Linked DNA regions of Homo sapiens: regions 1, 2 and 4 are each linked to region 3. Evidence: chromatin loops called from intact Hi-C (ENCODE). Cell type or tissue: heart left ventricle. All regions are shown on one strand. Links, peaks and the distances in the headings refer to the core of each region. The heading gives the core; the rest is flanking DNA.

Region 1 (8,367 bases), core at 1-8,000, 69 kb before region 3:
AAGGCTAAAAACAGATAGATGAACAAAACAAATCAGCAGAAAGTTTTGGATTTGTAACTGACCTTCCTCCAAGGAACATCAACCCAGTGTTAGAAGTGACCCACTCCTGTAGCAGCAGCATAGCTTGCTGACTGAGAGCATGGTCTCAGGAGGTTAACTGCCTGGGTCCTGATCCTGTTTCTGCTACTCACTCCCTCTATGACCTTGGGAAAATTTCCTAAATTTTCTGTGAATGAGTCTCTGCATTGGTAAAATAGGCATAATACCGGTATGACTTCTTAGGAGTATTATTAGAATAAAATTAATCAATATTTATAAAGACCTTACAAGAGAGTTTAGTACAAAGTAATTTTCTAATTTTTTTCAAAAATGAAAAATTGATGAAAACGTCTCTACTTTTAAGATAATATGTTTCTCAATTTTGAAAACAGCAAATAAATACTTTCCCTGCATTGAAGCTAGAGCTCCCATTCTAGTAAAGCAACCACTTACACCAATTAGTTATAGAAAACAGGTTTTGTTGAGGAAGATAAGTTAGCAAAGGAGTGTTGGATCTATTTAGACCTAAGAACTTAAAAAAAATTCTTTGTCTACTAAAAATAAAATGATATTTTAACAGGCAAATTAATTTGTAAATCTTATTTACTAAAGTAGGAGTTATGAGAGATTCATTTCTTGGCTTAAGGCTTTTAAAATCTTAATGACATGTGTCATTGTAGTCTAAGATCTGGAAGAAATATTAATTCTCAAATGAATATATCCTATGGGAGGCAACTAGTGGTTTAGTTTGGAATGTCACTCCCATCTCTCTTCATCCTCAGGGCTATTGATCTCACACCAGTCACATCCAATCTCTCTCTCCTAATTGCTTATTGGTTTCTTCCGCCTTTCTGTCATCAGCATAGCTGAGTTCCTTGGTTTGAATCAGACACTAAAACTTTTTTATTTCATTCTGCTATCAAATCTTATTAACACCTCTTCTTCTTTTTGCTAATTATCAGATTTTTCTATCTGTCACTTAACTTCCTCAGCCATGTAATCCCATATCCAGTGTTATCAAACAAGATTTAATTTGGCTTTCCCTTCCTCACCTTAAACTCTCTGAGTTCAAAAGTTAACTTATCTCCCTTTTGTTAGTTTATTTTAATTAAGACAAGTCACATTCTGAGAGAAGACAATCATTTAACAAAGGACCAGTATCTCGAATATCTGAAAAACCTTTACAAATTAATAAGAAAAAGGAGGCAACCCAATATAAAAGTTAGGGAAAAACATGAACATGCTGAACACTCATTTCAAAGAAGAGAAAACATGAATGGCCAATGAACATGAAAAAATGTCCAAACCTATTAGGAAACAAGGAAAGGCAAAATAAAACCACCATGAGACGCCATTTCACACACAACTTGCACATGTTAAATTGTGACAGTTTCAAAGATTGGTGAGAATGTGGAGTAATGAGCACTCTCATACTTGGTTTGTGGGAGTAAATTTTGGAGCAACAATCTTGGGAACAAATTTGGCATTATCTAATAAGATTAAAGATGAGCAAGCCTGTGACCCAACCATCCTACTGCTGGTTACTTAGCATGTATGTTAGGAGACTTGGATAAGATTGTTTCAAACTGCAATGTTAAGAACAGCGATGTTAGGAGCACCAAAAACACTGATGATGACCAAAATATCCATAAATAGTAGAATGAGGCTGGGCACAATGGCTCAGACCTGTAATCCCAGCACTTCGGGAGGCCAAGGCAGGTGGGTCACCTGAGGTCAGGAGTCCGAGACCAGCTTGTCCAACAAGGTAAAACCTCATCTCTACTAAAAATACAAAAAATTAACCAGGCATGGTGGCCGGCACCTGTAGTCCCAGCTACTGGGGAGGCTGAGGCAGGAAAATCGCTTGAACCCAGGAGGCGGAGGTTGCAATGAGCCAAGATCGCGCCACTGCACTCCAGCCTGGGTGACAGAGTAAGACTCTGTCTCAAAAAAGAAAAATAAAAAATAGTAGAATGGATACATCAATCATTGTATGTTAATTCAATGGAATACTAAGCACCTGGAAAATGAGTGAACTACAGCTACACGAATCAACATAGATAAATCTCAAATACAGGATGTTGAGCCGAAGATGCTACTCACAGCAATTTGCGGAGTATAGTTTCCATTCTGATATATTTTTTAGGGGTGTGTACACATGTACTGCTGTGAAAAATACAATAAAAAACAAGGGAAAGATCATTTAATATTTAATACTTAAGACAGTGGTTACTTCTATGGAGAGGAAGATGGATTCAGGAAAGGACTAAAGGAGGCTTCAAAAATATTGTAACCGTCTATTTCTAAGGCTGGAACGAGACATTCTTTCCCCTTTAAAATGGATAGATCCATTATATATAGTTCTATGTCTGATAAATTTTACGACTAGTATATAAATAATTTACATAATCAATAACTACTCTTAGGCTTTTAAAAATATTCAGTTAAAGGTTCTTCAATGTCAGGTGGGTTTTTGTAGAGTCCCTCTCTCAATCTTGATATTTAAGCATTGCATAGTGGAATAGAAAGTTAAGGTTTCAGTGAGGTATTGTTGGAATTAGATAATATGGATATTCACTTGAAGGTACATTGAATAAAACTGGCTTGCTGCCAGTTAAACACTATCTTCTAAGTAATAATGAAGCTGGCTGTTTATAACATTACAAATATTTTACAAATCATGACGATAATGTAATTCTGGAAAAACTCAACTGAAGAGAGTCATATAAGACAGATGCTGAGATGAAAGTATGGAAACAGTGTTGATAGAGGGAAACCACGGACACTGTCTAGAAATCCAGAACGTTGTAAGGTCATGGGCCTTTATTCATGTAGGTGGATTTTAGAGATCCCCTGAAATGATTGGTTACTACCAGAAATCAATATTAGGGGAAGACGGAGAGACCTGAAAACTCTCACAACTCTGTTTTTGTTTTTGTTTTTCCAGTCGCTGCATGGACCATCATATGTAAAAGTGGGCTTGGCACTAAAAAGAAAGGAAAGAACAGTGTGTCCTTCTACAAACACAACTCTGGAATTTCCCTTTTGAGTACTCTCTGACCCTTCCTCCTTTTCACCATCTGCCAAGTGGAGTGTATGACTTTGTGTTTCCACATTTTCTCCTTTCATCCTCTGAATTCTCTACAAAGTTAGAGACTGCAGAGAAACAGAGGGGTGTTCAAGGAGTTAGGGAGTTTAGGATGGGATGCTTAGGGATAGGCCTGCAGAGTTAAGAGACTGCCGTAGGTACCCTGGTGTTTGTTTTTCTTTACCTGAAGCATTTGTAGCCAAGGAAGTTATAGTAGAGGGATTCTGTCAATTCACATCTACTTGCAGTTATATGGCATTCTATAGAGAAGCGCATGATTTTTTATTATAGCATGGCTGCCAAGCAACAAGCTGGTTTTCTTTCCTACATCTTTGGTTTTCAGTTTGCTGACACTCCATCGAAGGCACTTAATTTTAATGCCAAATACAGAAACACAAAGGACATGTGACAATGGTAAGAGGGTGGGGTTGTTGTGTCTTATCGCTATTGTAGGTTGTGGAATCTTCTTATTAAAACTTACATTATACAAAGTACAAAAACAAAAAAACAAGGAACCCACACAAAACAACCCAGAATTAATTCTGGTAAAAATTCACAACTATTTCTGATATGAGGCAAATGTTTTATAACATTGGTTTTAAATGATGTTATTACATGTGTTAAAGTTATCTAGAAATAGAAATTTCCTTCCATTACCCCTCTCACTTGCCCCAGAATTATAAAGGAATGGACATTAGAACATTAGAATCTAAATTTATTAAATTATAATTTGTTTGATTTCTCAATTTTTTAAATCAGTTTTTGAAGTTTAATGAACATTGTTGTTTAGAGAGGCATTACATTATTAGAGATGTGTCAGGAGATAACAGAGATGTTAAAGTTCTTTGCCACCAAAGGAAGTGGGAAAGCAATGTTACTGTGTCATTATTCACATTTGCTAAGGTACAAATTCCTTTGTTAGAAGTAGGCAGAAGAACCGTTCTAGAAATGATAGTTGGACCCAACCAGAGAGTCTCACTGTTTTTATTTAATATTTGTGAAATAAAAAGACTAAAACCATGAAATTGAATCATTTGTATTGGAAAGTGAAGTCTTAATGGATTCTGGTTTAACTATTGAATTAATTTTTCAATAATATATAAAACATTTCTTATTTAAGTTTGTTCTTTTCCAATTTTAGAGCAGGTGGGTGGAGCAATTGAAGGAAATTTCTATTTCTGAAGGACTTTAATAACTATAATGCAGTTGTTTTAGCCCAGTGTTATAAAGAGCAATAGGATATAGAAAGATGAGTAAGAAGGATAGAGAAGTGGTATCTAGGACCAAGGGTCATTGCACAGTTTGTGAGAGTAATAATCTAATACATGTGAACACATGTGCGTACACACAATACTTTTTTTTTTTCGAACTAAGTATCTACTTCTAAAGATCACTCATCTAGAGTTTAACTTAAGCTCCTTTTTGAGCTTCCAGCTCACAAAGCAAACTTCATTTGGGTTGTGGATTACTTAACTATTTTGCTCAATTCTTATTGAGTCAATTGATAACACGTATTTTGTGTTCCTCCTTTTTCTCACTATATGGTCTCCTCATCACTGAAAATGAAGATTGTTGTGTCCACTGTATCCTGGCTTGCTTGTTCTGCGAATTCCTGACCCTTTGCAACATTGTCCTGGGACAAGCGTCATGTGGCATCTGCACCTCAGAAGCCTGCTGCTGTTGCTGTGGTGACGAGATGGGGGATGATTGTAACTGCCCTTGTGATATGGACTGTGGCATCATGGATGCCTGTTGTGAATCATCAGACTGCTTGGAAATCTGTATGGAATGCTGTGGAATTTGTTTTCCTTCATAAATATTTATCTTTTGTTTGTGTTAAAACTGGAGAGTGTTTAAAAATTTCCTTTTGGGGGGAAGAAAAGCACATTGTAAGATTCTCATGAAACAACATGGAATTTGCACTGTTAACTCATTATTGTAAGTAATCTCTGAAAGCCTTTTTACTTTAACCAAATCTACATGGTTTAATATGTGAAATTTTAACTACTTTAACTAGTTTTATAAATTTCTTAATATGTTACAATAACTTAGGGACATTTTGACACCCCCCTTCCCAAATGTTAAATGCCTTCTCCTTTTTACCGATATTTCTGTTTCTTTTAACCGTTCTCAGGAGCACTTTGCTCCAAATATATTATTTTTCAGTGTGTATTTAAACGAGGCAGTTTATTTTGATATGTATCTATTCATGATTGAAAGGAAGCAGTCTTGGCCAGGCACGGTGGCTTACACCTGTAACCCTGGCATTTTGGGAGGCCAAGGTGGGCAGATTGCCTGAGCTCAGGAGTTCGAGACCAGCCAGGGCAACATGGTGAAACCCCATCTCTACTAAAATACAAAAAGTTAGCTGGGCTTGGCGGTGTGCGCCTGTAGTCCCAGCTACTCAGGAGGCTGAGGCAGGAGAATTGCTTGAACCCGAGAGGCGGAAGTTGCAGTGAGCCGAGATTGTGCCACTGAACTCCAACCTGCACTCCAGCCTGGGCAACAGAGCGAGACTCCATCTCTAAATAAATAAATAAATAAATAAATAAATAAATAAATAAATAAACAAACCAGTCTTTATTTTAAAAGAAACTTTAGGAAACAAACCCACATAATAGTTGGGAACCAGTGTTGATCTCTCTCCCTTACCTTCTCCACTTGTTCAACAGACTCTGAATGCCGACTGTGTGGACTCTCTTCCTCAGACTGTGGGGACAGATACAATTCCACTCCTGTCCACAGGAACATGAGATTTAGCAGACTAAGGAGATCTGTAAAGAATGAACCATACCACAAGGCATACTGAAGTGAGGATTATAAGAGAAATAAACTCAAAATGCTGTTGGAATATGCAGAGAATTGCTACCAGAATATTCAGTAAGGTTTCAGGGAGAATGTGGCATTTGAGGACTCTCTTAGAATGAGTGATTCACCTGCTATTTAAATGAATTATTTAGATTTTTGACAAAGATTTAGGTGGACACCCTAAACTGTGTGTGCCTTTAACCAGTTAAAAGAACAGTGCCTTCAGCATACTTTTTTATTAGTTGTAGGAATACAGCTTTTTGAAAAAGCTATAAAGTTTAAATTAACTAAAAATATGCATTTTCTTACACATAATTTAAATGTTATCATACTTTTTTGATGAAAACATAATGCCTTAGTAAAATAGCTCTATTTAATAAAGAAGATTGAGTACTCTGACACATTTCATTTAAATTAGGAAATTTTTAATATTAAAATCCCAGTGTTCTGAGTTATTGAAAGGCTTTCTTTTATTTTGAGAGCTTTAGGTCTTTTTGGGATGAGAACATTTTAGTTGTTTAGTTTGTTTCTTAAGCAGTGCTATTTTTTGTAAACACAGATAAATGGAAACCATTCTTTTCAATGCAGAAGAAATCTAGATATCCCCTACTGTGACCAAATTTCTGTATTACGATTTTATGTTAAATTAAACTAATATGGCAGGTTATAATGATCCTTAAGTGTAAAGAAATCAGTCAATTACAAGAGTAATTGTATAGTTATTGAGACCTATAGTGTGTGGCTTAGATGAAAGGGAGAGTAAATTTTCATACCATGCTCTCTCCTACTCAGTTTGATCTCTCTAAAATTGTAGTTTGGTTTGATTTAATATAATTCTTAGTAGAAATTTTGAAAGTATGCTTTGGGATTAATAATTATTTTTAATTTTTCTGGCTGAATATCAAATTGATAGTAACAACAGAAGCATAATTTTAGGAAGGCTTTCGCAAACCTAGCCTTTTAAGAGAGGTTTTTAACCTGAAGCATGAGAATATATCACCTGTGGTTTTTCCTTTGAGATGAAACGTAGTTTCTAGTTATATCATTACTTAAAGGGCTTAAAAAGAAAAAACTTAGCAAACTTTTGAATCTTTCTTTTATTGCTATTTACACATACATACACACATACAAAACCTTTAAATTTTGGGATCTGAATATAATTCTGGTAAACAGCTGTCTTCATTTTTCTCCTCTAAAGAACTTAATTCATTTGTTACATAAAATATAAGGAAATCTTTATACTATTTTACAGTAACCACAATCTAAATATTTACATATACCCAAAATTAACTTATGCTCATATATTAGGATGTGAGAATATCATCTGTTTATGGACACATGAAACCTCCTAATGACCTGGAATTGTTAGAATATTTGACTTTTTATATGCAAAGTTTTTCAACCAAGTGGTTTGTCTAATATTTAAACATGTACTGGCACAATTTGTGATGAAAATATTAGCACATTTGCAATAATGTTTCTCCATAACAGAGAATGTTAATGGATACCAGAATTTTATTTTTGTATTTATGTTCATAGTACTTTTCCTCTTGTCTACTCCAGACAGTTATTCCATAAAGCATTTGTATAATTAAAAGGAAAACAGAAAAAGGAAAAGTAGGCAAATGTGAAAATAGTTTCAATATATCTTATGATTTCTTAATGTAAAATGTTTTGTTGAAGTATATGGCTATCATGACTAAGTGCTAGAATTTATAGTTACAGGCGGTGTCCTTTTAAATGTGGAAAGGCTTTTAAAATATTTTAAAACTGGACCTGTATTATCCTGAATACACTATTTTGAAAATTTTTAAAAATGACTTCTTTATTTTGCTTTACCGTATGTTTATATCTAATTGACATATTGACTAATGTTTGAAAGAATTCAACCATAAGTTAAAATCTGAAGGTTATCTTTATCATGTTTCATCCCTGTCTGAAGATTTCCTAGTCTTCTTATGTAAATCACATGACTCATGTCCGTAAATGAACTATGAAAGATATCGATCAGTTTATGATCATTGACATGTGATTTCAAAACACAGTGTTCTTTTAAAAATCTATAATATGTCAAAATACAAGTTTTTTTTTTTTACATCGTTTTAGTAAGTTAATTTCATTTATTTACTTTGGAGCTATATTTCCACTTAGAAAAACTAAGGTAATTTTACAATATATGCTGAGATTAAAAACCAAGGTAAAAATGATCAAACATATATGAAATTGAGTCTTAGATTTAATGAATTTCACTCGAAAATAAATGATCAGAAGAATTTTCATCTAAGGCATAGAGTGGCGAAATTTTTGTAAATGCTCGCAGTTAGCATCTAACTAAAACAATACAGTATGACTTTATTTAGGAGAAGGCTTTTTATTTAGAAAATTATTTTTTCATTTTTACAGTGTATCAACTGTATCCATTTTCCTCACCT
Region 2 (8,000 bases), core at 1-8,000, 110 kb before region 3:
TGGGTTCTGTCCCAGTGGATTTGTTACTGAAGGATTATCTGTTAAGAAGATTCCCCTTGTTTGGGGACCTTCATAGCCATCTCTGAGAAGGGGTTCAGGGAGGATTCCCTTGCAGGGGCCTTAGCAGTTCTTTCTTTGTTGGCAACAAGGACTTGGATTCAGATTCCCTTAGGGTGGAACAGTCATAAGCATTTATTTGCTAGGCTGGGGATGTTTCTAGCAATACAGTTTCTTTATTATTTTTGTTGATTGCTTATCTATCTTATTTTTTTGTAGGTGGCAGTAGAGGATTTCATTTTCTGGTCACTGGCTCCAAATTTGTGTCAAATAATGATCTTTGACTCTGGTCCCTTGCTTTACCACTTTCGTTTTTGGGCTCTGGGCTATCCATATCGCCTTTTGTATCAATTTAATAGCTTCCTGTCACTAGCTGTACTTCTGCAAGTGGTGAGGCTTGACCTGGGTTGCTGCGCCTTCCCCAGGATTTACTCCTTGTGAATGAATGATCTGAATGACTTAAAGGCAGTGAGTGGGGAAGGCACTTGGATGAGCCTGGAGTTTCAGTCTTCAATAGTTCAATCTCCTCCCTAATATTTCCAGCACTTTAGTCAGCATACTAAACTCAAACAAGTAACTTGGCTGCTGAAATTCAGCTAACATGTATATGATTATCATGACTTTAGTGGTCTCAGATCCCTGGCTACCAAGGCTGTTCCTTAGTTTGTACATGTGTGAATTGCATAAAGGCAAGTGGGGGCTGAACTTCAGTTCTTCCTCTACTCACCAGCGCTTGAACCACAGCAAGCATGACTTTTTGAAATGTGTCTCTACAGAGGAGAGGACCTTTTTGAGTTTACACAATAAGAAATTTATTTGCACATTGCTGGCTATGGCTGTATCACCTGTAGGTAAAAAAACAGCTTTTAATAAAGCTGTCTACTTTTTCTAGTTGGCTTTTACTTCAACTAGTTAGAATGAAGTGTATTGTTTTGTTGTAGGAACTTCTGAAGGCCATAAAAAGTCTAACATACAAATATATGGACAGTTTTCTGCAGAGTACCATGAAGATCCAGTCTTAGTATACACATTTCAAGAACTGATGAGCTGCTCTTTAATATTAACTGCTGATTTTTCAGGTTAGGATGGAGTGATCTCATTGTTCCCATTCTTGCCTTTACTTACCTAACTTCACATTTCAACAATCTACTTCTGATACAGGTGTTTATATTAGGTCGGAATTCTTGGTTTCAAACTTTTTTATATATATCCTTGTTTTATCAGAGAGCCTGAATCACACAGAGGGGAGTAAAGGGATCCAAAAGCAGGGCTGGGTCTGGGACCTCTATCAGAAAAGCGTTCTGCATCTATCTAAGTTTGTCAATATATTCATTGAATTGAAACCTGAGAGTGCTGTATGCTTCTTAATGGGAGGTCTTCTTGCATACTTTGTGACCTGTATTGCTTGCTTTTGTGCTTTTATCCTCAAATGAATGACAAATTTGGCTTTACATCAGGCTAGCTTTTGTACATCATAATTTCTTGTTAATTTCTCTGGATAATAAGCATTAGAGAAAAGCTATACTTGGATAAAATATAGTGGATTTTTTTTTCTTCATTGGTTTACTATCTGGGGATGTTTTAGTAATACATGCAGATCTTAAAAGAAAATGCTGATTATTTTCTTTAAAACTCTTATATTTGGATTTACTTTTCTATCACATCATAGTTTTTCTGAAAAGTGAAAGAAAATGTTTGTATATTAACTTGAAAATGTTTATTTGCAAAAAGGCTTTGGGCTGATTTACAGAAAAAAAAAGTTAATAACACAGAATAAAAAAACAAAAGACAAATAGTAATTCAGGAATAAATGGGGAAAAATTATGTAGAGGAGGATAAGGAAATGGAAAAACAAGGGTTAGAGGCTGGGAAGCTAGGCCTCCCCGTACATAGGAGGATCTGTCATTTCTCTCATTTGCATATGAAGTCCTAATGTGGGGGAGGGAGGGAATGTTTAGGGTAAGGGGTGAAGTAACTTTTGTAAGACCACAGAAATGGGAAATACTGACTCTAGCATTCAAACCCCGGTTTGTCTTGTTCAAAATCTACAGGCTTACCACTATTTATTTTTGCCAATATCTTGTTTGAGGAAAGCTGTTAGCAGTTACACATACATTACTCCTGATACAAAGGTGATCAACTCATCCCAGATTGCCGGGGACCGACCTGGTTTAAAACTAAAAATTCTTCATCCCAGGAAGCCCCACCCCACTCTACCACCCCCTTAGACCTGAGTAAACTGGGATTGTTGGGTCACCCATCTGATATCCTCCTAGTCATGATTAGGATGGAAATTTGAGGAAATTTTACATAATGGTCTTCAAATGGCAAAGTAAGGTGGGATGGATACTTTTTCTGCAAAACTACATGATATCATTATTATACCTCATTAATAATTAGACCCTGCATTGTAAAGATTGTCAACTTTCTTTTTCTCTCTTTTTTTTCTTTCTTTCTTGAGACAGGATCTCCGTCTGTCACTCAGGCTGGAGTGCAGTGGCCTGATCATGGTTCACTATAACCTTGCCCTCCTGGGCTCAAGCCATCCTCCCACTGTAGCCTCCCGTGTACAGGCATGTGCCATCACACCTGGTTAATTTTTTATTTTTTGTAGAAACAGAGTTTCACTATGTTGCTCTGGCTGGTCTCAAACTCCTGGGCTCAAGTGATCCTCCGACCTCAGCCTCTCAAAGTGCTAGGCTCTGCACCTGGCTCAGATTGTCTACTTTCTAAGGTCCACTGTAGCTGTGGATTTAGTAGCATTCTTTCTACTACTATTAAGAGATTGTTTATATGTTATTAATAGATTGTTTATATTTTTAGCCGATCATCATTTAAACATTTCCTTCTTGTGAAATTTGGCATATTTTAAGTCATTTGGGCTAAAGGCAGTTTATGTATCGTGTGTGTGTGTATATATATATATATATATATGAATATATGTGTATATATGTGTATATTCACAGTACATAGTTGTTAATAGGCCTTGATAGAAGCTATTAATGTTTTATAGAGTCTCAGCATTAATTCTATAGTTTAAATAGGATAAAAGTTAATTCCCTATGGAACAGTAGGAAATGAGCATTCCAGGTCAGTGAGAGGCTCCCCTCCCTGCTGCCATACAGATTCCTTTTGTTTGGTCTCTGGAACATCTCTTAAGATATTTCACTCAGCTGTGGTCAAAACTGGTTTGCTGCCAACTGCAAAAAACAAAGTATAGAGAGGGCACACCCGGGTTTTAAGGCCCAATCCTAAAAGTGGCAGAAATAATTCCTGCTCTCATTCCTTTAGAGAGAACGTAGATACATACCTGAACCTAACTGCAAGGGAAAGCTGAGAAATGGGACTAGCCACGTACTCAGGACAATTGGGAAAATTAATTTGGAGAAGAATCTCTTACTCCAGGCATTATTTAAATCTAAGTACTCTCTAAATGTTCTTAATGAAATGCAGAAAAATTATTGCCTCTCTAAACACAACTTCTAAAGTTTTATCCTTTCTTTGGGGATGGGGGTAGTTGTACTTCCTGTTGTCATCTGGAGATTTATTTTGCAATCATTAAAACCGAACTAATGTTAAAAATTCTGTAAGATGTGATATAATCATAAAACAATTGCCTCCTTTGCGAGTTCCCAGCCAGGTAGTTACAGAATTTGACTGGGATCCTTAAATTGATCAATGTTCCAAAAAATGTCAGAATTCCAAAATGTATTTCAGTATGTTAAATATATACATCAAATAAAATAAAGATGGAAAATATGATGTCATAAAAGAGTCCAGAAGCTCAAGAGGCAAATAAAAAAAAGATTAGAAGGCCCTTGCCAGGGAACTAAAGAAACAGATACAGAAAGTGCCAGAAGCTTCTAGACTATGTCAGTATTGGGATATAGGGTCCATGTAGGGTCTCCATATTGAGGAAGATTTGGATCAAGTTGATGAAAAGAGTTGGGTATTAGGATGTTTATTTTAGTTGATTTTAGCCTAAATTCACATTATATAGCAATAAAAATGTAAGATAGTTTTTATCATGTTAGTTCATATTGAAATAACTTTTCATCTTCCTTTTAAAGCTGTTGTATATATGCAAATAATTGCATATATATGCATATTATATATATATATATCTTCTACTATCTGTGTGTATATTTGTCCCATTGTGACCATGGAGTAGCAAAGTCCTGGGCACCAGTAAAAGCTTTGTTGCCATCCCTGGGAAAAGTCATTTAGATTTACACCAAGTCATTTTCCCCCTCCATATTCTACATTGATCATTTTGTTACTGACAATTTTACATCCTGAGCATTTAATTTTGATTTTTTTATGTGTACAACAACCATTTAAACTGAATAGCATGAGAATTCTTTTGTAATTTTATTAAATCTGACTTGTGTAAAGTGACCAGTGGCTGAAGATGATTTGCACATGCTAATAGATTATACACTATAGCAAAATGTTGCTTTATATTGCTACTCCAGCAGCTGTGGTTTCAAGTATAGTTATTACTAGCTACAATATCACCAGTTTTTTAAAAAAATTGTCAAAAGAAGTTCATGCTATTGACTCATTTACTCCCATATTTATTATTCTTATTGAAAATCGCTAGACCTAATTCTATTGGTTTCCTTCCTGATTGAAAACATTTGAACCTAGAAAGTGCAGTATTTCTTAAGTCATTTGTAACTATTCATCATGGATATTAAAATTACAATCATGCTGTATTGTGTCAGCAATGTTTTTTTTTTTTAATCTTTACACATATGCTAAGCCGGTGACCAATGCTATCCAGGTTTGAAGATGCTGAATGTTCTTATAAGTGGTATTTGAAATTTTGATGTGTATTGCATTCATTACTGAATATCAAGAATACTTTTTTTTTGCTAGTATTATGGAGTAAATTTAAAATGGGGTCTTTTGTAGAAGCACCTATCCTGTTTAGAATGATATAACAGATGCTGAATGTTCACATATCAAACAAAATGCCAGCTTTCTTTAGAAAAGAGGTGTCAAAAAGTTTCTTTGTACCTTTAACGCATGTGATTATGTAGTACAAAATGCAGAGTTTGTAAAATTTCGTGAACATACAGGCAAAAAAATGAATAATTCAAAACAACTCATAAGTTCTACATTCTATTGTCCCTTTATAACGCAGGCAGAAGATAGCAGTGCACTCCCAATAGAGCTGAATTTGCACAAGTTACACCTCTGAAAAATGCCAGATGGTCTATGGTCTACTTTTGAGAGCTGTCACATATGTAAAGATTTGAAAAAAGAAAGACAGCTGAATGAGAGCAGTGGATCATTAAAGGGAGAGTGAGGGTCCCTAGGCATCACTTGTGTTTTAAGAAGCATTGTGTCGTTTCCATATTAGCATGCTTTTTTTTTTTTTAAAGCCATACACAACTTTGACACAATAAGGAAGGAAATCTGTTTAAAGCCAAGTTGTTGTGGTTTAATCCGTCAGGTGTTTTTGTTCTTCATTTGAAAATAAAATCATGTTTCCTACTTGGTTTTAACTCTAATTTTACCATAAGATTCAAGTCATACCCATAAATAATTAACAATAAAGTTAAATTTAATTTCTGTTGAGATAGCTAATGTATTTAAGGCTTATCCAGTTTTGATTTGACTTACGTAATACACACATCTGGCAAAATCATTCAACTAATAAATATTTTAATGTTAAAAAAACTAGAGTAAAGGGATAATACTTGGTTATCTGATCATAATCCAAACTATAGTGAAAATAATTAGGTGACAGTGAAACAAAAATAATGTACTATTATTTATCTGCCAACAGAAATGGATATCATTTTAAAGATTGAAATGTAGATAAACCATTAAGGATGCGTGAGAATATCACTCCAGCCATACCTAGTAATTTGCAAATAGTCAATTTTGATAGCAGAAAAAGGTCAAATATGTCAGTTTTAGAATTTGGTAGCCAGGATACAAGTGTCTTTTACCACTCTTATTTTTATTTACTAAAAATATTTATTACATAGTAATTCTAAATTTATTTTGAATTATGAAATATGACAAGACATTTTTGATTGACAAGGAGTCTCCCCAGCTTTGGTCAATGACATTTCAACTCAATCAAGCTCTCAGATTGCTTGAATTATTCTTTCCAGAGGAAAAAGTGGCTTTCCAGAGGAAAAACCAAATTAGGTTTAACTGTCTTTTTTGGCATCTTTTTAAATATGTATGCATAACTAGCTTTATGTTCAATAGCGGTCATTAGAATGTCATTCTAGTTGATACAAGAAGTTACAGAAGCAGCAAATTCATCTCTAAATCAAACCATTGCACACCCGTAGAAATAGATCTCCTTTTACAGAGGCTTTGTAGATTTTAGTTATGAAAAGGGCATATATAACTGCTAAACAGATGTTTACTTTTAGACTATTATTCCTCTTTATCACTAAAGAACTGAAAAACGGTAACAGGATGTTCTATATTAGTTTTTATAAATCAGATATTAATGCTAATAGACTTGGTGTGAAAGTGTACATTTAAGTAAAAAATCCATCATTTTTCTTAAAATATGCTAATAAATGAGTAGAATATTTTGATATGTTAAGATGTTTTTCTTCACAATACATAGGATGTATGAACAAGAACTGAAGTAAACAATGGCTTACTAAAGACTTACTCAGATGCAAACTGTCTTTTTTTTTTCTGAAAAATGCTTCAAGTCTTACGTAGTCACCAAAGATAATAAGTCCTCTTTAGCACATTTATCAACCCCACGTATAACTGTTACAACCTTAAATGTAATACTTTTCCAAGTGGAAGAGTTCTTCATAGTCTTATGTAATTTACATTTCATAATTGCTTATAATCGCGAACAGAAAAAAAGACTAATTAAAACAGTAAGTTTTAGATTTTGAAATTCCAGGAAAGTATAGCACAGTAAAATTTTCACAATGAATGTTTTTTGTTGTTGCTGGTGATTTTGCTGAAAAGCTGTGATATATAGCTTTGCTTAAAATGTATATAATGAAGATAATGATGATTTTAATACTTAATCGATGTAAACAGATAACTTTTGGGGGGCATCAAGGCTTTTAGCTGCAAATATCTTGGCTAATTTAAATAGAAAATAAATTTATTAGCAGCACATAGATGCTCCCAGAGTTATACAGACAAGGATCATGTCCATCCATTCAGTAGGGCTGTTCTGTTGAAAACCCCACTGCTGTAGCACTGGGCCACTGTTTTGCTAGGAGGTGAGGGACACCATAAGTTGTCCCTCACTGCTAAAATCAACAAATACCTCTTCACTCCCTGTGTTGAGAGGCTCCACCACCCTGGTGTGGCTAACAGCTTGCATTGATCACTTCCAAATGCAAGCCATACTTCTCTTCTGGCAGAACTTAGGTCACATCCTTGTCCTCTAGCTCCAGAGTAGCCTAGGGATGTCGTAGAGGAATTTACCTAACTCCATGAGTGTGACCAGAATGCTGGACAACACAACACAACAGGTGAATATTCACATTTGTTTTATGATTCATTGTCTAAAAAATCATATTTGTTTGTGCTTATGCTATTAAAACAGTCTCCTCTATTTACACTTTAAATAAAAAGTTTTGTTTTTTATATATAGGCATTTAATACATTTGGAATTTACATGTACTAATTATATTAAGTATACTATACCCAAATATTAATTGTATAAATATTAACATTTATATAATTAATTATATTTTATTTATATATTTTATATATCACATAAATATTATATATGTATTATATAATAATTACATAATCAACATAATTATATTAGATTATATTGATATAACCATTAATATTTATATTAATATTATTATATTAATTGGTATAATAAAATAATTATGCATATTATTTATATTGTACCCAAATATGTAGGTGTGTGCATGTCTACCTTATATTAATATATGAGTCCCATATTTGGGGCTCAATAA
Region 3 (8,458 bases), core at 214-8,213:
TAGTCCAAATTTCTCCAAATTGGGGTGGAACATGCAGTATTAAAAATATTCTTAGAAATTGTAAAGTTACTTCTTCCTCTCCATACTGTTAAACTCATCTCAGTTTTCTATTTTTCAGCATAATAAATCTTTTTGTTTGTCTCATCCCCAATTTATAAATTTACAAATGATACATGAACTTATGGAATATAAATGGCGCATGGCCATTGTTTGAAATATTAAAGAAATATTAAAATAGATGAACAGAGACAGAAATGCATATATGTGATATCCTTTCATATTTCTTGGTTTTCAATGAAATAGTCTTTCTTAAAAGTAAAGAGCTAATTTTGGTCTTCTCCAGAAAAAAATTTACCCACATCCCTAAAACCCTAAGAATTCCTTACGGTTCTTAGTTACGCTGTCCACTGTGATATATACTGCATAACATTAATTTCATGGAGTAGAAAAACCAACTTCAAAAATTCGCTAGTGTCTGGAATGACTTTGGTGAACACTGTGGGGAGAGAGCAATAACACTTTGTGAGCAGAAGTGCTACCGCGCACAGGTACCTCATTTACTTTGTTCTCATTTAAAGTTCTCATAAAATTACTTAATTCCATGTTGTTCCAAAATTGCCTTAATTGATTTTCAGACTGCAAGTGTCATCACTGGAATATACTTTCATTTTACTGCTTTGTCTCTGCTTTATTGTTTTGCTCAAAACTAGTCCATTGAGGATCTCTTGATACAAGGCATTTTCTTCTTAGCCATATTTTATTGAAATGTCAACTAGCACTACAGTTTTCCTTTCCCTGGATTTTTGAAACTCAGAGTAATCGTGGCTTTTACATGATACTTTAATAATGTTGCCAATCCCCTGATAAGTTGTTCACATCAGTTATTTAGCCCCAATACTTAAAGCTTGGGAATCACAATGATTCTTTTCACTTTCCGCTTCTGCAATTCTAAGCGTTATGAATATTAAGTTGTACTTGCCCCAAAGCAAAAGTATATTCACAAAGATATTTGCTGAGATCAGGACTCTCTGGGCCTCGTTTTTAAACATAGCATTAATAAGAAAACACCACAAAATACATGACATTTAAAAGTAAGAGAAACAGGAATTTAGAATTTTTCAGTAAAGTTAGAAAATATGTTTATTGATTAAAGTTATCCTTAGTAATGCAACAGAACATCCTACATGAAGCTGTTGTTAAATCCTACCTTTTAAGAAACAATTTATGGGAGTGAAAGAACTCTTGGATTTAGGCATTCTAATTACTACCCTTGAATTGCATTTGTATGAGCTCTCACAAATTTTAAACTTTTTAGACAGTAAAAATGTCAGAAACTGATTCTATGAAGTAAATTTTTATGTTTTCTTTTAATCATATAATAATATTACTTTTGAAGTAAACATCAACTTAACCATAAAAGCTACTTCGTCCTTTTGAGAGTCTGAGCTAATATTTGACGGTGATATATTAAAATGATATAAACATTACAAAAATATCCAGAAAAACAAGTTTCAATCCAGATGGAGTTTCTTGATCCTTGTTTCCTGAGAAAATATGTAAGATACATCATCCAGGAGGCTAAGGGACTGTTTCACTGTAATTAGGGCAGCTTTGAATTTTGCTTCGTTAAGCTAGTGTGCATTTTTACCTTATTCAACCTATAAAGAGAAAACTGGATGATATTTTGCAAATTCTTGTCTAGCCTTTGAAAGAAAGCAGGCTATTGATTTGGAAGTTTCCCCAGACATAGTTGCAGAGACTAAATGATCTCTAAATTTAAATTCCAAAGCGTGCACACGGTGCTGGACAGAGCAATTGCAGCCACAGAATCTTCCATGATCAAACCTTCTAAGGCAAATCAGGGTCATCTATTCTCAGGAAATTTTGACTCTATAAACCTCCCCTAATACAGGAGGTGGAATCTTAAAAAGGCCTTTTTAACAGGAGTGTCTCCCTCAGCCATCAGATTTTTTTTTTTTAGTTTCTTATACTCAGTAGAAAGAAATCTTTGGAGGAATTGTGCTACTGTTAAGCTTGGGTCTCACCTCAAATCCAAAAGAAGTTCAAAGAACCTGTAAATTAGGAGAAACAAAAAGAGAATGGGAAAAAGAAAAACAAACCCCAGCTAATGAAATTATTTGCCTCCAGGTCAACAACAGTAGAAACAAAGGCAAAGACAATGCTCACACCTTGTATAAAAGAAATAAGCAACACGGACATTTAAGTAAGGCAATTAAAACATAAATTAGGTCCAATAATTTCATTTCAGAGTTTTAGAAATGTCATGTTATGTAAACTGCATTCAACCCTTGAGCGTGATATTTAAGGCCCTCAATAATTTGGCAACAAACTATTTTTCCAGCCTTATAACAAATTGCCTCATAAAATGTTCCATCCAAATACCTCTATTGCCAGCAATAATCATAATATATCCCAGGAATCTGGAATACCTGATATAACCAATAATACTTTTAACTTAAAAATTTGTGCATTTTATTTTAATAGAAAAAATACTTTTACTTATTTCCCATCAAAGTAAATCCACGCTCCAGGAAATGTGCTAGGTAAACTCTTTATAGGTCAACCTATTTTCTAGTACATTGTCCTATGTACCAGAAAATATTAGTATTCTAGTATGAGTAGCTGGGAAGTGAAAATACCTAAAGCCTTGAGTTCTAGTCCTGCCCTGCTATTAACTAGTTATGTGATGCTGGCTAGGACTCTTGTATCTTTTCCTGTATCTCCATCTGAAAGACGAAGTCAGATTAGACAAGTGGATTTCACATTTTTTTTTTCTTTTTGGCTTCTGACACCAGTATGTATAACAGATAAAGTGAAGCTTTTCTGGTAGAAGAAGCCAAAGTGGTCATGCAGGCAGTTCTGGGCTGCATGGCTTCAAATCACAGGGCGAAATCGTGTGCAGTCTTCCGGACCTTCTCTTTTGATCACGGTAGTAATATTTTCCCTTACTTTCACTCACTCTTGAATGATTTGCAGCCTCCCTGAAAGTACTACAGTTTCCCTCGTCTCCGTGCTTGTTGACAATCTTGCCTTTGGGCTGAGCTTGTTCTGCACACAATGCTGTCCCATCTGCTATTAAAATTTTGTCCACCTCCCAATGGCTGCTTAAATGATACTGTTTCCTGGAAAACTTCCTCTGTTAGAAGAAACTTTCCAAACTCATGAAAGACTTTGTGCTTTTTATATGTTACTGTTTTGATTAGTTATTTGTATACATGTTTTCTAACTTGCTAGATGGTACACTCCTATAGCAATAGAATCATGTTTTACTTATTCAGAGCAGAAAATAACAAATTGCTCTTGTCAATTATTGTATCTAACATAAATTGATCCTGAAGACTAGAGGAAAGCAATTTGCAGTTGATGTAAGTGTTTTAGTGCAGGGTAGGGTCTGGAATGAGTCAAGCCTTTCATAGTAAATAAAGGCTAATCTTGATGAGACTTGCTCTAGGGCCATTTCTGGGCCAGATGGATTTTTGAGCCAAAAAGCAAAAGAGATGTCTCTAGGTAGATGCAACCTTATGTCAGGACACATGGCTAGAGGAACAAAGTGTGGGCTGGAGTTCAGCCTCTGTGTGTTCCTTCATTTGGGCATTTGTGCAGAGCACTGCCTTTCCAACTTGCACAACTACATGTGTTGGTCTGGCTTGTTTCCTATGTACCTAGTGAGAAATTTTACTCATAGAGAAAGTGAATTTCAATGAATACCTACTCTTCCACTACTCAGTAGCCAACTCTCTATTTCAGAAGACCCTCTCAGAGCTTCGAGTCAGAGCTTGAGTTTCTCAAGTGTTGGGATAGGGACTTGCTACAGCCTTCAATTGCAGGGAAGAAAAGGGAATCTGACACTAAATGTGGGGCAAAGGTGAAGAGGAGACTATGTAAAGGATTGAGGCCAGTAGTGAGGAGGGAGGGAGCCAGGAGAGGGTATATCAGTCTTTTCTAGAAGGCCCTTGTCGTTAGCCAGAGAGGCCAAAAATAACTCCCACACTTGGCCACTCTGGTGAATTTTGCTCTACCCTGCTATAAAAGAACTTCGTATTCTCATTTGACCCAGCCATCCCATTACTGGGTATATACCCAAAGGATTATAAATCATGCTGTTACAAAGACACATGCACACGTATGTTTATTGCAGCACTATTCACAATAGCAAACACCTGGAACCAACCCAAATGTCCAATAATGATAGACTGGATTAAGAAAATGTGGCACATGTACACCATGGAATACTATGCAGCCATAAAAAATGATGAGTTCATGTCCTTTGTAGGGACATGGATGAAGCTGGAAACCATCATTCTCAGCAAACTGTCACAAGGACAAAAAACCAAACATCTCATGTTCTCACTCATGGGTGGGAATTGAACAATGAGAACACCTGGACACAGGAAGGGGGACATCACACACCGGGGCCTGTTGTGGGGTGGGGGGTGGGGGAGGGATAGCATTAGGAGATATACCTAATGTAAATGACGAGTTAATGGGTGCAGCACACCAACATGGCACATGTATACATATGTAACAAACCTGCACATTGTGCACATGTACCCTAGAACTTAAAGTATAATAATAAAAATTAAATAAATAAATAAATAAAAAATAAAGAACTTCGTATTCTTCAACTAGACCAGTGTTTGGTTCTGGAAACTTGGTGAAGCAGTGATGGGTATGACAATGTCCTGTTAGAAACAAGATGAGCATGACATATTCTCACTCCCATGAGAACTTGGCTGAGTAACTGTTGGTTATCTGTAGACTGGCTAGCCCAAAGACCAAAAGTAGCACAGATGACCCCATTTGACAGAAAGGCCAAATTTTATCTTCATTGTCTTTTGTCAAAGGTAAGAATAGAGACTCCTCACACTACGTGGTTCGATACACTTTCTTCAATAAAATAATGAGCCTGGGTAAATTAACTATCTACTCATTCTTAGTGTTTATAAATTACAACATAACTAAACTCTGACTTCATCCAGGAGTGAGTAGATAACTTTAAACTTAAACTGAATATTTTATTTTAGAATGTAAAGTTTTCTCAAGATATGTGTCTAGTCTAGGTTAATAGCCCCACCATCTGCTCAGTCACTCTAGACAGAAACTTTCTCTTTGATATTTACCCTTCCTCTCTCTCCCACTTTAATCCTTGGTTTAAATTCTTTAAAATCTCTTCACAACCTAGAAGAGAGATTCTCAACCTGGGGTTTACCTATTTTAGAGTTAGTTGATCACTGTTTAAAAAACAAACAAACAAACAAACAATGAAATTTCCATGGTCCTATGTATTCATCAGGGTTCTTCAGAGAAACAGACCCAACTGGATATATACAGGCATGAAGGGATTTATTATGGGAATTGACTCACATGATTATGGAGGCTGAGAAGCCCCACCGTATGCTGTCTGCAAGCTGAAGAACCGGAAAAACCAGAGGTTAATTCAGTCTGAATCTAAAAGCCTGGGAGAATCAGGGCAGCCAAAAGTACAGCTCTCAGTCTAAGGCCAAGGGCCTGAGAGCCTGGGGCCACTGGTGCAAGCCCCAGAGTCTGAAGGCCTGAGAACCTGGAGTTCTGATGTCTGAGGGCAGGAGAAGATGCACATCCCACCTTTGAACAGAGAGAGAATTCGTCTTTCCTCTGCCTTTTTGTTTCATGAGGGCCCTCAACAGATGGAATGATGGTCACTCATACTGGTGAAAGCTGATCTTTCTTACTTTGGTCCACTGACATAAGTGCTAATCTCTTCAAGAAACATCGTCAAAGACATCTCAAGAAATAATTCTTTTCCAGCTATTTGGGTATTCCTTAACCCAGTCAAGTGGGCACTTGAAATTAATCCTCAAACCCCACTGTCTAAGCACACTGAATCAGAATTTCTGGAGTGATGGATCAGGAATCTAAGGGTCACTTCTTACTCTTCCATCTCGTCTTCCTCCCCTCTTCTAACCCTATCCCTCTTCACATCCTAGGTTCCAGTCTTGGAAGCCTTAGTTCTCTGCTTATAATATCTATCAGCTTTTCTCTTTGTCATGTTCTTGATGAACTCCTGCTCATCATTCAAACTTAGCAAAAATATTGTTGAGAGATTATTATACACTCACTCCTCACATTTCCATAGTAAAGAAAGGGAGCATCCTCTGCACCTACCAGGAGGAGGCAATATTGATTAAGAACATTTTTAATCCCTCCTGTTCCATAAGGAAAATAGATCGACACACGGCCATGAACAAGACTGTCCTAGCCTTTATGGAAATGTTTAGTTTAGTTTAGGATCTATTTGTCTGGTGTATGCATGGTTTCTGCTACTCTTTATGGCTTCGCACACACAAAAATCATGTCTGGGTCAGGATCAAGGGCCTGCCTTTGCAAAGCAAATCTAGAAGGCTGTCTTTCTATATCCCAGTTCTCTGAGTTCCATGAGGGCAAGCATGGAAAAGCATGTGTCACAGACCAGGTTGGTATCACTTTGCAAATCCTATTTTACCTATTGGGTGGAAGCCAAGGTCAAATATTGGGAAAGTGGAGTAGGAAGGCTAATTTTGGCCACAGTTCTAAGCCATGATACAAACTTTATTTAGCAAATTGGTTATTAATTTGATCTCTTTCTGACTTCCTCCACTCATGGAGTGTGTTACTTACCATTTAATAATAATGCTATAAATGAATGACTGGTATTGGATGAATTTACTGGATGAATAAATAAATGACAGGTGTTGATCGCTTCCAATATTTCAGGGTAGCTTGAGAGAAAACACTTAGAGGGAGCTTTTCTGATTTTCCAGCTGAATTTTCTAAAAATCATAAGCAATCCATTAATAATACTAATCTGATAGAATTGAATAAAGAAATCATTTTCTCATGCTCCCTGTTTCCTTTCCTCTTAGCATGGACCCAGCAAGCAGTTTCTTCCATAATCAAAGGACCTTAGCTACTTGATAAACTGTCTCCAGCTAGCTTGCTTTACTAGAGCTTACCAGATGCTGGGTTTGCCGATTTCTTTAAATGCTACAGTTACATATATATCAATAACTTTCCTATAGTTCCAAATAAATCACCCACATTTATCACAAAACAATTACTTTCAGTAAGAACTTGGGACTGCCAAATAGAAACAAATTTTTAAAAACCTCAGTACATCAAAAATAAAGCAGACAAATCTATTTTATGATAACATAGGAATAGCACTTATTTATCCTTGACAATAGAGAATTTAAAGCAGAACCATTATGCAGCTTTGCTGTTCCCTTTTATAAACGATAAACATTCAACAAGACTTTATGGTCTTTACTGTGTTTTGAGCATGATTGCAGACTTTCAGCTAAAAGATAATCAGAACCTAAATTTGAAGTTGAGCTGTAAACCATGATACCATTGGAACATTTCCTCTGACCCACTCCAGATAACATTCCAACATCGTGAATCACCTTGGCAGTGTTTTGACTGTTGCCTTTCTCAATTGCATTCCCAGCAGAAAATGCTTTTATTTGACCAATTCAATCTTTTCAACTTTCACTTACCAACAATAGCTGATTGCTGTTGTCAAAAAAACCATGTCATAATAACAATGCACTAAACTCTTAACCTGCATGTTAGCTGCATATGAAGAGCTGTTGGAATTGAAGCAATCCTGCTGTGGATATAAGGGTTGGAAACATCATCTTGTTAGCTCTCCTTTCTCTTTCAGAAATTAATATTATCTGTTACATTTTTAGCTGAGGCATCATCTTGGGAGGGGGTTAGCTGCAAAAGTAGTAATCTACATTTTCACCAATATTTAACTATTGGTAGAGAATTTTAGACTTCACAGATTAAGAGTCTTTGTGAAATGATGAAACAAACTTTTATGTGCTTTTGAAGACACATGGAACGTAATTTCTATTCTTAGCAACAGTATTAATTATTATGATAGGAATTGCATTTTAGTACCTAATTTTCTGGGCACTGTCTTGGGTGCATTATCTAATCTGATTCTCATAACAACTCTGTCAAATAGGAATTATTATTTACAGATGATAAAATAATTCTGTGGAAAAAAAATTCTCCTTTTCATACAGCCAATAAGTGTAAAGATTACAGATTAAAAGATTAAATACTGTGTTTGAATTACTACCCTTTGCCTGAACACTTTCCATAGCTATTTTTTCCTCTAAACATTTCTGGCATCAGGACTTAGATCACTCTTCCCTGTACTGAAATGCAGTAAGACTTCCAGGATTTGGAGCGAGAAAAACCTCAAGGACTAGTGTATGAATGACCAAAAAGAATACTTTAGGAAAAATGGTTAGTTACTTCTGGATTTACTGAGCTTGGCATGAGATACCCTCTCCTAGTGCTAGTTACTCTCAAGATGCATCCCAATTTTCCATTTGGAAAACATAGCTTCCATAATAATAGCCCTAGCATACTCAATGAATTTGTTGAACAGAAGTGCATCCATTTT
Region 4 (8,458 bases), core at 266-8,265, 130 kb after region 3:
GTTTCAGTGAGCCAAGATAGTGCCACTGCACTCCAAAAAAAGAAATGTTAATCTAGCCATGATGTGAAAAATGGATTTGAGTGAGAAAAGACTGGGATGGGGCTACCAATTAAGGGCTGCTACAGCAGCTCCGGTGTAAAAGAAAATTAACTCCCTAAACAATGATAGTGCCAAAGGGAATAAAATGAAGGAAAACAAAAAAATATGAGAAGACTGACAAGTTTACCAGACAAGATAATGGGTGTGTTTTTGGAAACATTCAGTTTCAGAGGACAATGCCCACAATGTGGTTGCAAATACAGGTGCAAAAGAGACTGGAGCTTGAAATATAGATTTGGGATTCATTAGGAATTATGACATTGGGAGACATGGGTATAGATAAATGCACAGTGGGAGAATGGGGTGGGGATAAATGCAGAGTCAAAAGTCGGGTGAAAGAATGGAATCTATCAGAAGAGGGAGAAAAGAAAGACAGCCATGGGAAAGAAGCATCCGAAATCCAGTGAAAGAAAATGTTTAAAGAAGGAATAAGTGGTTAACCATCTTACATGCAACAGAGAATAGTCGTAGGATGAGGACCATAAAATTTGGTAGTTAGAATTCCAATTAGCCTAAAATCTTTTTTGTTGTTGTGGCTTCAATTCTGTAGGCTGAATGCAGTTTGCTGAATTGTGGCCCTGAAGGATGTCCATGTCCTAATTCCTGGTACCTATGAATGCCACTTTATATGGCAAGGATTTTGCAGATGTGATCAAGTTAAGGATCTTAAGATGAAAGTAGCCGAGATTATCCAGGTGGGCCAAATAATGTTATCACAGTGTCCCTACAAGAGGGAAGCAGAGAGAGATACGGCTAAAGAAGACGTCAGTGTTAGGATTGAAGCTGTGCTAAGCTGCTGGCTTAGAAGGGGGTTCAGGAAGGGACCATGAGCTGATGAATGCAATGCATGCAGCTCTAGAAGCTGGAAAAAGAAAGAAATGACTTCACTCAGTGCCTCTGGAGGGACAGTTGACCCTGTTTCTCACATATACTGCTTTTCCTCACTGCAGCTTAAAGCCAACCAAAGTTGAGGGGCAATGGGAAATCTTAATATTAACCTGCATTGGGCTTTTTAATATCTAGGATATGAAATTACGTTAGTATGTAGGAGTGCCCAGTGTGCCTGAGATTTCACAAAAGAATAGCAGATGAGATAGCTAGCGGTGAAAAAGAACACACTGATTGCATCCAGATACTCCTGAATCCCGCTTATTCAATACGGTACTTATGCTACAAATAATGTAATTATGGCTCACCAAGAGTAGAAAATCTTCAAAAAGTTTAAAGACAAACAGAGGTGGATGGTGGAAAATGATTAAGTAAATGATATTCTCATTTACTTAATCTCAGGATCAATAGTGACATAGTTTGGATATGTGTGGTGGCCCAAATCTCATGTTGAATTGTAATCCCCAATGTTGGAGGCAGGTAGTTGGATCACGAGGTTATATCTCTCTTGAATGGTTTAGCATCATCCCCTTGGTGCTGTTCTCATGAGATCTCATTGTTGAAAAGTGCATGGCACCTCCTGGCTCCCTCTCTCACTCTTGCTCTGGTCATGTAATGTGTCTGCTCCCCCTTTTGCCTTCTACCATGATTGTAAGTTTCCTGAGGCCTCCCCAGGAGCCAAGAAGAGGCCAACACCATGCTTGCTGTACAGCCTGCAGAAGTGTGAGCCAATTAAACCTGTTTTCTTTATAAATTACCCAGTCTCAGGTATTTCTTTATAGCAATGTGAGAATAGCCTAATAAAAATAGTTTAATAGAATGCCATTTGTAAAAAGTGGATAATTAGATATAATTCTTTAAAAAGCTACATATGAGATGACTGTTAAGTAAAATGCAAAATATAAGACCATACATAGCAGGAATCACAAATTCAAATGTCCACCAGAGGTTTCAGATTAAAAACAGAGTCTGATAGCCTTGGTAGACTAGAGAAGACATAACCTCTGAAGAGAATGGCTTTAACCAGTCATTGACAGGAGGAGTTGGTGACACTCAGCCCTCACTAGATTTTGCAGTTCTCAACAGAAGGAAAAACAAATAATTCTGAATCTGTATGTGAAATCTTCTAAGTTTGATAAATTATAGGCAACTGTATTAGTTTGCTATTGCTGCTATAAAAAAAATCCACACATTTAACAACTGATAACAACACAAATGTATTCTCTTAACAGTTCTAGAGGTCAGAAGTCTAAAATGGGTATGCAGGATTACTCCTTCCAGAGGATCCAGGGAAGAACCCATTTGCTTGTCCTTGCCATATTCCAAAGGCTACCTACATCCTTTGGATCATGGCTCCCTTCTTGTATATTCAAAGCCAGCAGGGTAACTTCTTCAAAGTTTTCTCCATCCCTCTGCCTCTGTTTTCACATCTCTTTCTGTCTGACTCTGACTCCTCCAGCATCTCATCTCTCATAAAGACTGTTCTGATTACATCAGACCCACCGTGATAATCCAGGATGATCTTCCCATCTCAAAATCCTTAATCATATCTGCAAAATCCCTATTGCCATATAAGGCAACATTTGCAGGTGTTGGCAATTAGGATATAGACATATTTGGGGGCCATATATCATCACAACAACCAATTCCCAAATTGCAGTATGTTAGTCAACATGAAAAAGCTAATTAAATATGTCAATGAGGCAAACTCTTCTTGCAGGCTGACAGTTTGCCATTTTTGGAACTTTTCCTTGGGTTCTTTACCTTTTTTACTCCTCTCACTTCTTGCAGCACATCTTATATAATAAAGGGTTTCACACTTGGGAATAGCATGTGCTGTGAAGTGAAAAATGTGATAGTGAAGTTTAATATAATTCTATGGCCGGGTGCAGTGGCTCATGCTTGTAATGCCAGCACTTTGGGAGGCTGAGGTGAGTGGATCACGAGGTCAGGAGTTCAAGACCAGCCTGGCCAAGTGAAATCCCGTCTCTACTAAAAATTCAATAATTAGCTGGCTGTGGTGGCCAGCACCTGTAATTCCAGCTACTCGGGAGGCTGAGGCAGGAGAATCGCTTGAACCCAGGAGACAGAGGCTGCGGTGAGCTGAGATCGTGCCACTGCTCTCCAGCCTGGGCGACAGAGCTAGACTCCATCTAAAATACATATATGTGTATGTGTAAAACACATATATATATATGTGTTTGTGTGTGTGTATATATATATGCATATTTGTATATATATAAACGCATATTTGTGTGTGTGTGTGTATGTGTGTGTATATATAGTATATATATATATATATATATATATATATATATATATATATATATATATATATAAAATTCTGTGAGCCAAGGATTGTGGGGGCAACACTCTTAAAAAATGCACTTTTATTTTTATTTCAGTTAAGGACTTTTAAAATGCATTTTAATTAAGTATATTTTGAATTGTTTGCATATGATTTTCTAAGTCATTTGTCTACAATATAATTTGTAGTTCTTACCTAACATAGATATCAGTCAAAATAGATGTTAATGATTTTAAGTTGTAGAAATATTATGATTTATCAAAGTCTATCACATTGGCAAATCCAAAATATTTATAAAAGCAACATAACAACATATAGCACATTTTATCTCAATCATCCTATTAATGTTTTGTCGGGTCTTTTTGGTATTGCAGAAAATAATAAAAACATTTCTGACAACAAAATCATCATCCAGGGCAAGGCTGATGGTCCTAAAAATAATGCATGTGTAACTTGTGTCTTAGAAGCAAGTTTTTTCTGAAACAAAAGAAAAACCTTTTGTTCTCTAGTTAATTACTTCATTATGTTGTAGGTCCAGAATTCTTTCTGAAGAAACCAACCCATTTTAAGGGAAATCACAAAATATTACAGATTATACCATTCAAAACCATTCAAAAATATGGAAGATGTTGACGTTACATAATAAAGCATCTGTGTTAATGTGAAAGAATTTAAGCTTAGGCAACCAGTGCTTCAGTAATGTTTTGATTTCTGTCCACATAAAAATCCTCTTTTGTTTGTAAATAAAGAAGGGGAAATATTTCACTGTGGCATGTTCATCTATTACCTGAAAAATCAGTGGGGTCCTGCAGTTAATCACAGCATTTTCTAATGGGATTTAAAGTTAGAGCTGTCCTCAGTTTTCTTGTGTGCAGATATAAAACATTTGCTCACCAAAACCAGCTCATTTTCTTAGCTTTGTATTTTGCTTCTAGTGTGGGCTAGCTCAGCACTCAAAGATACAGATTTCCTACTATTTTGTATTTCCAGAAATGCCTGTCTTCCATACGGGTGTACAACTTTTAACAGTAATAATTTGAGATGGAAGGGGATTCAAAAGCAAAATCTGCTTTTGAGTCTGCTTGCAAGATACTCAGGGAAATATAATCTCCATTTATTAAATTTGACTGCACTATCATACATAAAGTGGTGGGAGGGAAAAATCTCTTGAAGCTAACTTGATAGCTGAGACTACTCCAGCTTTCTCCTTTGTAATGCCTGTGGTTGTCTCTTCTGAGAAGTGTGATTCAAAGCCATTTTGAGTACCTCACATTCCTTAGCAGAACCTTCTGTGCAAGGCCAGCTACTTCAGAACTAGGTGACTTGCTGCAAAAGAATTAAAAAAAAAATACTAGGATCCTCCTGAGATGACAATTTCGGGAACTACTCTTATGCAGCAGGGAAATTCAGGGCCACACACTTAAGAAAATGAACTATTCCTTGAAACCTGGCCATTTAGCTCTTGAGAAGAGGTTACACATTTTCATCTACTCTTAGCATGGCCAATGATGTTGTGAATGCTCTGAAACTATGCTTTTGTTTTGGAGAATTCTCTCAAAGAAAGCTCCTTTTTTTTCTTCCTAAACACACGTGCAGACACACAACTTACACACATAGTTTTTGTAAATGGCAGCAACACTTCTTATATATTCCCAGAGTGGAAGGAGTACTATTAAACAAAAGTGTCCCTATGTTGAATATACCTGGAACTTTTGAGTAGGGATCATAACTTCTAATCGAGAAGGAAAATAGGACAGTAAACATGTTAAAGGTGCACATACACTGTTGTTATGTAATTGCTGGTTAAAACATGTGATGCTGCATGAAGATAACTATCCTTAGGAAACTTCTGAAAATATATTAAACTACAAGGGGATTTGATTTAATCAATCACTGGAAATGAAATATGAAAAGATTTTAACTTTTTGCCTATCATATTTAATTCTAATCCAACCCTAAAAAGGAAGCACCCTCTGCTGGATTATGTAAGATATAACTGTGACCCAAAAGTAAAAAAGAGTGAGTCTAGCTATAATCAGAGAAAGGGATTACTACTGTATATTCACATGTATCAGGGTATTCACTGCCTGACCTAGATCCAAGACAGCCTTTTTGGAGATTTAAAAAATATCGCATTTATTTTTGATATTTTAGTATGAAGATTTAATATTGGTGACTAGAATGTGTTTGAAGACCTAAAAAGTCTAGAGAAGCTCATCTTAGCCCAGGTTACTTAAAACAATACGTGAAGTATACATTCTAATATATAGTCCAGTGATTAAATATGTCAAACTCAAATTACTCAATGGTTAGAGATTTTAAAAGTTTCAAGCTAATCTTGCAATTTTTCTGAATGTGGTAGTAAAATGCTAAGTATTTTTCTGTTTTTTTTCCTTAAAAATATTAAGTGAATATACTACCAATTTATATTAGAAAATAATATCCATTTACTTAAATTACTAAGCAAATATTCCATTTTTTTCTCTGTAATATCACTCATTAAGGTATTCCATTTGATATTTTTCCAGTTTACTTGCTTGTTAATTAGCATTTACTAGCAGTCGATGATATCTGGAAGTGTATGGCACCTTAAATCTTGTTGAATGAGTGAATAACTCAGACTCATAGACACAGACATATATCTCCAAAACTTATACTCAAGCTAAAGTTCTGGAAACAAGCAAAACCTGTTCTATGTCTTTGCAGATTCTAATTTAAGCAGAATTTGTTGTTGTCTGGTTGAGTCAGATCATCCTTAGCATAACACAGAGAAGCTACTCTGTGCTGATTATTATCAATTTATTGAAGATTTTAAATGCTATAATCTAGAATTTTTTCTGTAGTTAGAATGATTAGGATTCTTGAAAAAAAAAAGACTTCTAGCTTGATAAGCTTGTTATAGTACTTTTGAAGCATATCCTTCAGTTTCTGTCATTTTTTTCTTTGTAAAAAAATGAAATAATCATTCATCTTTACAATACAGGTTACAATTCCTTATGCATTTATGAAAAAAGTAGGCACAACAATATTTAAGTCAACCTTTGGCTGATTCAAAGTGGGTAGCAGAATAAAATTAGAATACAGGTCTCCCTCATTATTTATCTAGGAATCTATTGTAGAAGACTTGAAGTTATTTGAAGTAAGGACTATGTGTGACTTTTTGTCACTGATAGAAAGAAAGGATCCTAGGAAAGTAGCTAGAATATTATAAGCACTAAACAATCATTTGTATCAAATCTAGAATCTAAAGTTAATTCGCCTATCTGAAGCATAGGACAATTTTGTTCTTTTTTATAATTGTTACCAGCATACTGAGATTATTCTGGGACCTTGCTCTCCATTGAGATCTCTTTCTCTTTCTCTCTCTCTGTTACAAGGTGAAATACATACATCTGCATGCTCATGACACATTAGTGGGCTGGACAACAGAATCAGTGCAGTAATGGAGACCAATGGGCTGGAATTCCAGTTCTACCCATGCTTATTATCAAACCTATTACTCTTCTGAGCTTCACTTCATTCATCTGTAAAACTGGGTTAGTATATTATTTAGGGCCACTGTGAGCATCAGAAATAATGCACACAGAGTGCTTGAAAACTTAGGAAGTGCTCAATTAAGATTAACTTATTATCATTACTTATCCAGCATCATTTCTTCCATTGCCTGGTGATTCCTCTAAGTTCCCCCATACTAGTTCACAGCTCTAAGCCAATAAGCATATTTCTTTCTCTTTGTTTATCCTACTACTCTCCATAAATCTGGAAACCTCCTAGTTATCCTTCAATATCCCATTGAAGAATATACCTTGCAATGCTTTTTCTGGCTCTTGCAAGCAGAGTTATTGCTGCTTCCTTTCTGCCAATATAATTCCTCATGATTTTATTGTAGTTTTTTTCATAGTGTATTGCAGTTACTTTACCTGATGTCTATTATGTAGTAGGTACTAATAATGTACCTATTTTGAATTTTGAATAAATAAAAGAAACAGAACTCTGGTTAATAAATATTGATTACATATTATTATGTACCACACGTTATCAATACTAAAGTGCAGAAAAGAATACAAAGAAGAGTAAGAAAAGATCTCAACGGGAAACCCAAAAATGAAAACATGAAAGAAAAGAATGAGCAGTGAGCAATACAAAGGAGTATAGTATACAATAAATTCCACCAGAGTAATACAGACAGTAAGAACTATACAAGACAGCTGGAGTATAAAGAAAGGGCTGCATTAACAAGATATTGTTGAGGTGGAACTGCGAAGACATGTTAAGTTTTAGATGTGAGAGTGTGTGAGGATGACAGCACTGGTAACTGGAACAATAGAAAAATATTCAATATAGAAAACATTAATGATAAAAACTAACAAAACCTGTTCTAAACAGCCTACAAAAACTAAATCCTTTAATCTTTACAACAGCCCTGTGAGGTGGATTCTAGTATCACAATTTTGCATATGCAGAAATGGATTTCCCAGGTCATGCAATTTGCTTCCAAGGACACTCAACTAGTGGCAGATTCAGGATTTAAGTGGAGGTGGTCCACCCCCAGAGGCTAAACCCTAACCACTATGCTACACTACCATATATGTAAGTCTATCATGAGTTTGAGAGGTATTTGTATTGAATAGGATGACACTGATAGAAAGAATTATTCTTAGAATGCAGTGATTGGACAGCTGACTGTCTCCATATGTGTCTGTCCCTCTGTTAACATCAGTAAAATGCCTTATTCAGCCAACTTGGAGACTGAATGAGGCACTTGAAGGAGAATGCTCTGGGCCTGGCAAGCTGGTGCCACAAAAGACACGATGCTCTTCTCTACACACTTGGAAAAAAGGGGACCCACTACTGCCCGTAAGACAACTGGATGGCATATGGCTCAAGCTGCATTGAAGAGAGTTTCCTCTTTCAAGGGTTGTGTCTCATGTTCACCAGCAAGCTTTCAATTTGGTAACAATATAAAGGAAGGCTTCAATATGCTGGCCTGCAAAGTGCTCCCTGACCTGAGCCCAGAAGCACCCTGAGATGTTTATAAGCCTCAAACTCTACTAGATTTGTACTTGAAGGGTTGGGATTTATAAGTGATATCCAAATGCCATTTGTAAAACAAATAAGGAAAGAAAATATGAATTGTACATAGCTTAACCTAGTATTAGTTTA

Evidence for each region. Hi-C counts contacts between places; a loop is a spot of excess contacts. Peaks named below come from ENCODE experiments on the same cell type or tissue, not always from the same donor. Only the 100,000 strongest peaks of a DNase experiment are listed, where the experiment ranks them.
Region 1: it touches region 3 in a loop (1.9-fold over the local background); 4 of 110 quality-filtered maps call a loop at or near these places.
Region 2: it touches region 3 in a loop (2.8-fold over the local background); 4 of 110 quality-filtered maps call a loop at or near these places.
Region 4: it touches region 3 in a loop (2.3-fold over the local background); 5 of 110 quality-filtered maps call a loop at or near these places.

Annotation. Positions count from the first base shown.
Region 1 is chr7:115,010,993-115,019,359 of GRCh38, forward strand. MDFIC (MyoD family inhibitor domain containing) reads left to right here. Exons shown (of 5, transcript NM_001166345.3): 5 at 4,696-8,367. The coding sequence ends at 4,943. Among named protein-coding and RNA genes, the nearest start is that of LINC01393, 64 kb to the right of the region's middle. In heart left ventricle, for the core only: no CTCF peak of the experiment used is centred there; no DNase peak of the experiment used is centred there.
Region 2 is chr7:114,970,132-114,978,131 of GRCh38, forward strand. The region is part of intron 3 of MDFIC (MyoD family inhibitor domain containing); the gene reads left to right. Among named protein-coding and RNA genes, the nearest start is that of MDFIC, 52 kb to the left of the region's middle. In heart left ventricle, for the core only: no CTCF peak of the experiment used is centred there; no DNase peak of the experiment used is centred there.
Region 3 is chr7:115,080,170-115,088,627 of GRCh38, forward strand. The region is part of intron 1 of LINC01393 (long intergenic non-protein coding RNA 1393); the gene reads left to right. Among named protein-coding and RNA genes, the nearest start is that of LINC01393, 5.4 kb to the left of the region's middle. In heart left ventricle, for the core only: no CTCF peak of the experiment used is centred there; no DNase peak of the experiment used is centred there; H3K27ac peaks cover 1,348 bases.
Region 4 is chr7:115,212,290-115,220,747 of GRCh38, forward strand. All of the region lies in intron 1 of LINC01392 (long intergenic non-protein coding RNA 1392), which reads right to left. Among named protein-coding and RNA genes, the nearest start is that of LINC01392, 15 kb to the right of the region's middle. RefSeq lists an enhancer at 4,270-4,826. In heart left ventricle, for the core only: a CTCF peak has its summit at 5,264 (motif pointing left); no DNase peak of the experiment used is centred there.